Linked DNA regions of Homo sapiens: region 1 is linked to region 2. A link is a contact called in ENCODE Hi-C or POLR2A ChIA-PET data. All regions are on one chromosome and are shown on one strand. Each heading gives the region's core, a stretch centred on a gene start or an enhancer-like site at or near the end of the contact. The rest is flanking DNA. Distances are from core to core; before and after follow the strand shown.

Evidence for each region. A loop is a pair of places that touch in the nucleus more often than their neighbours do. ChIA-PET counts read pairs that join two places held with the same protein, here RNA polymerase II (POLR2A). Pooled maps may share reads with other maps.
Region 1: a loop to region 2 is called in a map of dorsolateral prefrontal cortex, with 5 times the contacts of the local background. The contact joins the promoter of CACNG2 here to the enhancer-like site in region 2. A Hi-C loop is called at or near these places in 16 of 168 maps with a recorded cell type or tissue (A673, CD8-positive, alpha-beta T cell, Calu3 and 13 more), 4 of 37 single-sample maps with no recorded cell type and 13 of 50 pooled maps. POLR2A ChIA-PET finds 5 or more read pairs at or near these places in 4 of 52 experiments (Caco-2, HEK293T, Panc1 and 1 more).

Annotation. Positions count from the first base shown.
Region 1 is chr22:36,702,237-36,706,458 of GRCh38, reverse strand. CACNG2 (calcium voltage-gated channel auxiliary subunit gamma 2) reads left to right here and starts at 2,707. Exons shown (of 4, transcript NM_006078.5): 1 at 2,707-4,093. The coding sequence starts at 3,883. CACNG2-DT (CACNG2 divergent transcript) reads right to left here and starts at 2,583. Exons shown (of 4, transcript NR_134623.1): 1 at 2,467-2,583.
Region 2 is chr22:36,657,755-36,661,839 of GRCh38, reverse strand. All of the region lies in intron 1 of CACNG2 (calcium voltage-gated channel auxiliary subunit gamma 2), which reads left to right. Among named protein-coding and RNA genes, the nearest start is that of CACNG2, 44 kb to the left of the region's middle. Within about 2 kb of position 1,944, at least 19 of the 41 ENCODE cell types and tissues checked have a DNase peak (open chromatin) inside an H3K27ac peak, as active enhancers do; they include A673, HCT116, PC-3 and 3 more, where a contact is called at or near this core.

The DNA of each region.
Region 1 (4,222 bases), core at 1,458-3,957, 44 kb before region 2:
GGCTGTACTAAAAATTCCAAAAATTGGCTGGGCAAGGTGGCAGGCACCTGTAATCCCAGTCACTCGGGAGGCTGAGACAGGAGAATCACTTGAACCCAGGAGGCGAGGGTGTGGGTGAGCCAAGATCATGCCACTGCACTCCAGCCTGGGTGATACAAGGAGACCCCATGAGGAAGAAGAGGAAGAAGAGGAAGAAAGAAGAAGAAGAAGAAGAAGAAGAAGAAGAAGAAGAGGAAGAAAAAGAAGAAGGAGAAGAAGAAGGAGGAGGAGGAGGAGGAGAGGAGGAGGAGGAGAAGGAGGAGGAGGCCAATTTGGATGTAAAAGAGGGGAGGAGAAATGAGAGAAAACCCACACTTATTGAGTGCATACTATGTGTCAGGCACTTCACGTCTACAATTTAATCCTTACTGTGATCACTCCAGCCATTGTTCATCAAGTATCTACTATATATAAAGCTATACTCCAGGTCCCAAAGATATAACAGTGAACAAGACACAGCTGTTGACCTCAAAGAGGTTTCAAATAAGTGAAAGAGACAACACATACACAATTATGAGCTATACGTGCGATGGTGGAGGTCTGAATAGGATAGGTGGCTTGGCAGTAGCTGGGAAGAACTTCAGAAAGGAACAGGTAGGTGCTAAACTGCCCATTTAACATATGGTAAGACTGAGGCTCTAGGAACTTAACTTGTTTGGAGCTATGCCATTACTGAGTAGCAGAGTCAAGCTGTGCCCCAGGCCCATTCTGTCTCCAGTAGTCTCTGCACTGTCCATGCTGGCAGCCTAAAAGCTGTTGCTTTCCTCCCCCACCCCTTTCCCTTTTCTCAATGATCATCTGGCCAGAAGATTAATCAAATGCTGCTAAAGCTGCAGCCGTTGTCAGTGGCTAAGATGTTAGCAGATTCTGTGGACAAACAGAAGCTTCTGAGCCTCTGTTACTGATTTCTTTTGAGCAAAACCTTCAGGGGTTGGTCTGAAAGGGGGAGAGAGATGAGAAGAATGGCTCTATCTGCAGTCTAAAGGGATTTTTGGACAGGTCAAAGACAACCAAGGTGACAGCAATAAGTGAGGGCAAGGCTCTTTGGCTCATGTGACTACCCCCAACCTTCTCTCCACTCCCCCCAAAAGCTTAGCCTATCTCAGAGGAGGACTTGTTGCCTGCCCCTCACCTTTGCTTCAAGGACAGAAGAAAATCAGCCACCTGAGCCACTGGCTGAACTTGCTAGGTTCCCTGCTGTATGGGATCAGCAGATTAGCCCTCTCCATTCCTGTACCCATCCCCATCTTCACAGGACAAGAAACCAAAGTGGAGAAGTCTTCAGCCTGCAAATATAGCTCTTGCTGTACCCCAAAGGTACCTTAGCAGAGGTTGAGGAAATCTTGGTTCTGTTCTCCAGACACCAGGACCCTCTCCCAGATACCAGAAGCACAGCAATTGCCCCTCATGGGAGCCTTTCCCTTCTAAGAAAAGAACAGAGTGGGAGAAAGGAAGTTTTGTGCTGGGCGAAGAAACAGGTAGTTTTTCTATGTCAAAAAAAATACACTGGTCATACCTGCAGACCAACTCTGACCTGAGCGAAGGAAGTTAGGCAATGGACTTTACACCAAAGAAAGACTGTTTTTAATTCACTCATCTTTTATATACCTCTGATAATCACCAGACCACTGAGAAAGATGTCAAGCAAATAATCTCAAGAAAAAAAGTAGAGGGAGAGAGAAGAAAGTACTGAATAATTGAATTATGGGATTGAAACCTCTCAACTCCCCCTGCCTCAATAGACTCATCATACTCACATCCTCTCCAGGGTCCCCCCCGCAACACACACACACACAAAATATCAAAAACATGAACCCATCTCATGCCTCATGTGCTCTTACTCACTTAACCATAAAAGTGATCAGAGAAAAAAATGTAATCCGTAGCAGCAGGAATTAATGTGCTTCTTTCTACCAGAGGTCACGTTAAGGAAAAGTTGCACATAAGAGAAATGAAAGGTGACACTGTAATTAACCCACAAACAATGATTCTTCTGAGAAAGAGGGGAGGGTTTCGGTGTTCCAGTGTTCATGGAAGGAAGATTTTTTATCTCTTCCCAACCAGTTTATGAATGACATAGGATACTTAGAAGGATTCACATTTCACCCACTTCCCCTGAGAACATGTTTATCCTTGCAATGAAAATCATTGCCCAAGCCCCAGCTACGAGTCGCCCTTTTGCACCCTTTTCCACGAATAATCTTCCCAAAATGTCTGCTTGTAGAAGCAAGATTTGGAATTTCACGGAAAACTACAGAGAGACACAGAGCAATGCACACCCCCTGGTAAGCCAGAGAGAGACAAAGAGAAGAGAGAGGAAAACCGAAAGAAGATACATCTAACGGACCAACAAAATAAAACAAATCCCCAGCAAAGCAAAGTGAAAACAATGATTTAAAAAACACATAAAGACGTGTTTGTAATTACCCGTCCAGGTTACATGTTCGCCGCTTCCAGGCAGAGAAACGGCTGGTTGAAGTTTTGTGCCCGTCTGACTGTGATGGGAGGGTTGTATTTGAAGCTCTGGGCACGTAGAGATGGAATGAGAAGGAGGCTGAGCTGGAAGAAACACCAAGGGGGGAGGGAAGGGGGGAGAGAGAGAGAGAGAGAGAGAGAGAAAGAGAGAGAGAGAGAGAGAGAGAGAGAGAGAGAGAGAGAGCGCGAGCTATCTCTAGCTACGCCTTCCTCTAAGCTCCGGGAGCCCAGGAGAGCGCTCATTTTAGGATTTGGGAGAGGGGTAAAAAGAGGAAAGGCGGCCCCCGCTCTGCGCTGGCCTTGCTGCCCCGGGGAGGGAGGACTCTGGCCAGCGCCCCCCTCCTGGCGGGCGGCCCTGGGAGCCAGCCGGGGAGCGCGCGGAGCGGGCGGCGCAGGGAGCTGTCCGGTTCAGCACCACCCGTAATGCAGTAGGTGGGAGCGCCTCCGCGGGCGCCCAGCCGGTAGCGAGTGGGGGGCAGGCGCGCGGCCCACCCTGCAGCAAGACGCCGGCTCCCTCGTTTCCAGGAGCTTTGCAGATAGGGGGAGGGAAATCCGCCTCGATTCTCCAGGAGAAACCCCCTCTCTCCCCCACTTCGCCAACACTACCCCCGCCACCAACAACAATAACCGCCGCCGCTGCTCGTCCTGCTGCCGCCGCCGCCGCCGCGCCTGCCCGCCCTGCCGCCGCCGCCGCCGCCGCCGCCGCTGCCCGGGCAAAACCATGGAAAGCGAGACCCCCGCACCTGTGCAGCTGAGCTCAAGGGCTTACAGAATACTGGGAAGTCTGGTCTGAAACGAAAGCGCCGAGACCCCCCAAGGAAGAGAACTGGCGAAGCAAAGGATTTTCATGGCGCAGGCCGCAGAGCCGAGAACGAAGACCGAAGGTTGCATCTCGGCTCTCACAGTCTCTAACTGTCTAGGTCCCGACCATGAGAAATGGTGTTGAGAATTCGGCTGTTCCCTGGTTCACTGTGGAAGCCATCTCCAAATTAACTATCACATATGGAAACTGGAGACCAGAATTTTAGAAAAAGAGATTAAGGCATCTCACTTGGGGGGGTGGGGGGTGTCTTTTTATTTTTTTTTTCCTTTTCTTTTTAAAAAAAAAACACTGCAACTGGAACAGTTTCTGATCTCAAAAGGCAAGCCTCTTCCCGTGTGATCTTTATAATTTACACTCTTTTCCGTGAGCTTTCTTACCTCCCTTTTTTTATAACTCTCCATATTCTCTATTCATACATATATCCATTATATTAGTAGTGGAATAATTTTTATTTTTATTTATTTTTTTTGGCTTTAGTACTTGCACCCTCACACACACTCTCCCGAGAACCAGAAGTCGGTTGGGTGTTTATATAATGAAGAATTATGGGGCTGTTTGATCGAGGTGTTCAAATGCTTTTAACCACCGTTGGTGCTTTCGCTGCCTTCAGCCTGATGACCATAGCTGTGGGAACCGACTATTGGCTCTACTCCAGAGGGGTTTGCAAGACCAAAAGTGTCAGTGAGAATGAAACCAGCAAAAAGAACGAGGAAGTTATGACCCATTCCGGATTATGGAGAACCTGCTGCCTAGAAGGTACTTGACTTCCCATCTCCTCCCCCCTCTCCACCCCACCCCTCCCCTTTCACTCCCCCCTCCCCACCCTCCTCCAAATAAGTCCCCTTTACATTCCACCATTTTCTTAGTTCACTCCTTCCACCACCA
Region 2 (4,085 bases), core at 695-3,194:
GCTTGGCCAAGGTTCCATGGGAGTGAGGATGGAGACATTGTTCAAATCCAGGCAGCCTGCTTCCCAGGCCCATGAGGCCACCTTGCCTCCAATCCTAGAGCTTTCGTCCTGTGACAGGTTCTGGACAAGGTCCCCCCACAGCTAGGGGACTGTCAGTCTCGGTTACCCTTTCATTTGTTGACATGCAATGGAGCCAATTACAAAAACTACTCTGCCTTCCACCTCAGATGCTGTGGCCCTTCACCAAGGAGGCCTCCGACAAAACAGATTTGGGATGACAGGATCGCTTAATATGCTCGATGCTCTTAGGAACAGAGCAGGGTTCTGTTTTCAATGGCACACCCTAGGCCCCACACGGTTCAAGTCCACACTGAACCTCCTGACATCCCATTCCCATAAGCATGAGAGAAGTTGGATGATTTGTCCCATGTCACTCAGCCCAGAAATGGCCATGATGGGAGGGCAAGTCCACACTTCTCCCACTTCACCGTGTAATCTCCGACTAAGGAAGAAATAAATATGATTCCATCTAACATGCGATCTCAGGAGGCTGCATGTAAATGTTGCTCCCCAGGTGCTTGGAGGAGCTACAGAGAGTCACACCCCATCGGGTACTGCCTCCGACGTACATGGCAGCCTCAGCTCCCCATTCCACTTCCGGACTCCTCTAGAGACTGATAGGAGACTGAATCCAAGCCTGCTCTCAAACGGTGTGCCTGGGAGGGTCCGAGCACGGAGTTGATTGATTTCACGGTAATAGGGCTTAGCACCAAGGAACCTGCCTGCACTCAGAAAGCATGTGCCGGCACTGACACAGGTCATTGGCATCACAGCCAGAAGTCACTGAATGCCCACAGTACACCAAGCCCTGTGCTGGGTACTGCCACTGTATCTCATTTAATCCTGTAACAATCGTCTCCATTTTTCACATGAGGAAACTGAGGCACAGAGGAGAGTAAGTCATTTATCCCAAGTCACATAGCTAGTAAAGAAGCCATGATTTAAAAAACTTTAGCAGAGTAGGTTGTGAGTGAGGACTGGGATGAGGGAAGGCTCTGGGCTGTTATGGGGCAACCTTGCTTCCACGTTTATCTAACAACCCACACCTCCCAGCCCTGGGTGCTTTCAACTGGGGCACTTTGTGGGTGACAACTGGGTGAAACAGCCAAGCGCACACGCTGCCCCGCCCCGCCCGCCTCACCTGGGCAAGGTGGGGGGCCAGGCTGGTGGAAGGAAGGCCACCACACTGAAAGTAGCAGCGTCTTTGTGTTGAGGGGAGCTCAGCGCAGTGTGCTCAATTCCTCTTGAATCACATTGGCAAGAATTCCAGGAGCAGCGTGGAGTTGCCTTGTGATTTTCCAAGACAGAGAGTGAGAATGGGCTGGAATAAAACCAGCAATCGAAAGCAGCATCGGAAGGAAAACAATGCTGAAATGTGACATATGCCTGTGCGCGCCTGGCACTGGAGGGCTGAAGCCGGGTGAGCAGCCCGCAGAAGCCATGGTCACGGGCCCGGCTCCACCAGCAACTGCCCCCCGGCAAGGGTAGGGGGATTTCCTGTTTGATTTGGAAGGGAATTTGGCAAATATTTGCTGAGCAGCCCCTACATGGTGCCAAGTCCTGTCATGAGCACTGGGGACGGGAGATGACTCAGGCATCCCTGCCCTGCAAGAGCTCACGGCCTAGTGAGGGACAATGACACATAAACACAGAACCACATACAAGAAGGTGGGACAGGTCTGTGCCAGGGAATGAGAGCTGACCTGGGAGGCCCCGGCTTGTGCGGGTACCAGGAGCAGAGTCGTGGGGGGATTGTCCCCATCTGCTCCCCAGAGGAGGCTGGGCAGTCAGTGCAAGCTGGAAGCCACCAGCCACTGGGCTACTGTCCTCCCTGCAGCTCTGGTGGCAGGGAGCCAAGGCGAATGAGTCAGGCTCTTCTAGGGGACTGCTTACTCAGGCAGCCAGAGGCAAGAGGAGCTGTGAGGGCCTCCTCTCGGGGGTGGCAGGCTGGGGGAGGGGCCGCGCAGATATTCAAGGTGTTCCATCTGGCTGCTAAATTCCAGCAGTTGGCACAGGCTGGCATTTGAACACAGGTCTTTCTGATCTCCCAAGCAAAGCCTATCTCAGTACATCAGCATTTCACCTGTGTGCCTGTGTCCCCGCACCATCCCACCCCTGCCATTCCCTCCCTCCCCCGGCCCCAGAATCACCCCAGGTCCTGCTTCTTTGGCCCCACTCCTTCCTGGGGCCAGGTAATCTGCTGCCCCTCAGCCCGGGTCACAGGAGAGAACCTGGGTTTTGAAGCCAGGAAGACTCCACGGCATACCCTTCCTGGATTCATGAACTTGGGCAAGGTAATTTGCCTCTCTGAGCCTCAGTTTCCTCACATGAAATAAGTAACGTGAAACAGCACAGTGTTCACTGTGGAGCAGCCTTTGACCTGGTTAACACACTCCTTCCTCTCCTTTCCCGTCCCTGAGAAGTAGCATCAGGGTCGCCATGGGGGACAGCCCTCTCCCCACTCCCTGACTCCACGTGGCCCTGTCCCAGCCTCTTTTCTGACTTGGTAGGGTCGGAGCTTGTGCTGTGGGAAGACAAGTTGCTGCCCAGGCCCTCACCCACAAGAGGACAGAGCCCCCACCCTCCCGCTTTCCCTTAATAATGCCATAGAAATCTCTCAGCAGGCCTGTGCCTACACCTAGCGGGAAGCAGTTGGTATTTTCAGCCCACACCGTCTTAGACTTCTAAGGGCAGTCAGTTTCCTACCCACTGTGTAATGTGGTATTTCCTCCTCTGACTCCAATGCTTCTCTTGCCAAGCCACATGCTGGAGTGAAAGGGCATACATACACTTCGGAGAGCCACCGTCTGGCGCTCCCTCGGCTCCTATAACCTGCACACCCCTTCCTTCCCTCCCAGCGTCATTGCTGTCCCCACCCCAATACCAGGCTCCATCTTATCTTCAGTCTCTGCAGGGAGCCAGTCCTGACCACCCAACCTAAGGAGTCCCTTCCCCGCACACTCTTGCCCTGTCCCCACACCCCGCCTATTCCCCCTGGAGCACTATTGCCCTCTGTGATTACATTATGGTTTGTTACTTTGTTCACTGTCATCATGCCCACAGATTGAAAGCTCCCTGAGGGCAGGAACATTCCTGCTTTGGTCCCTGCAGTGTACCCAGCACCTGGGCAAGGGCTGGATACAGATGTGTTGAATAAAGGACGGAAGGAATTTAAAAAGAGATGGATGAGGAAGACAGGCTTAAATCCCACCCCAACACTTAGAAGCCCTGAGATAGTAAATTATCTAGCTTCTGAGCTGTATTATCCTTATCTAGAAAATGGGAGAAGTAATAACCACTGGAGGGTTATTTTTAAGGCTTTCTCATGTGTGAAAAGCCCAGCATGCAGTGCGTGCTTCTCTCTGCTCCTCTTCCCTCTCCCAGGCCCCATGGCCTCCCTGATGCCTGTCACTACCTGCCCTTATTGGCGAGAGGAGGACTTTCCCTTAATCATAAGGTAGAATCTGCCTTGATCTTGGATTCTTGTCTTGATCTAAAGTTCACAGTTCCGGGCAATCTTCCTTCAAATAAAGACTAGGGTATTTTCCCTCTATACCTGCCCCCACTCAAGTTCATGGGCCATTATTTTTTCACTCCTGTGGCTTTGTGAGGTCTTTGTTCAGATTTGTTTCCCAGATTGGTTTCTTAACAATGCCCACAGACAACGTCAGCAGCCCTGATGCAAACCAGTACCTGCTGTAATACTTGGTAATGATGCACTTATTATGACAACCTTAGAGGAACATACTGGACAAACCCCCAGAAGTGAAAAGTCTCTAGGCTCATCCCCCAAGACACAAAGCCTGTGCCCACTTCACAGTCTCAGTGAGCCTCTCTACAGCCTCAGACACTCTGGAGAGCTTGGGAGTGAACGGAGATTTTCTTTGCCCCAGCACCATAACCACACTAGGATTTTACTACCTGCCTGGCTCCCGGGGGCTCCAGAGCTCTCTGTGCCTACTCAATATTCTGGAACTACAAGCCTCCACTCCCTGAGCCATAGCAAAGGAAACACACAGACCTCA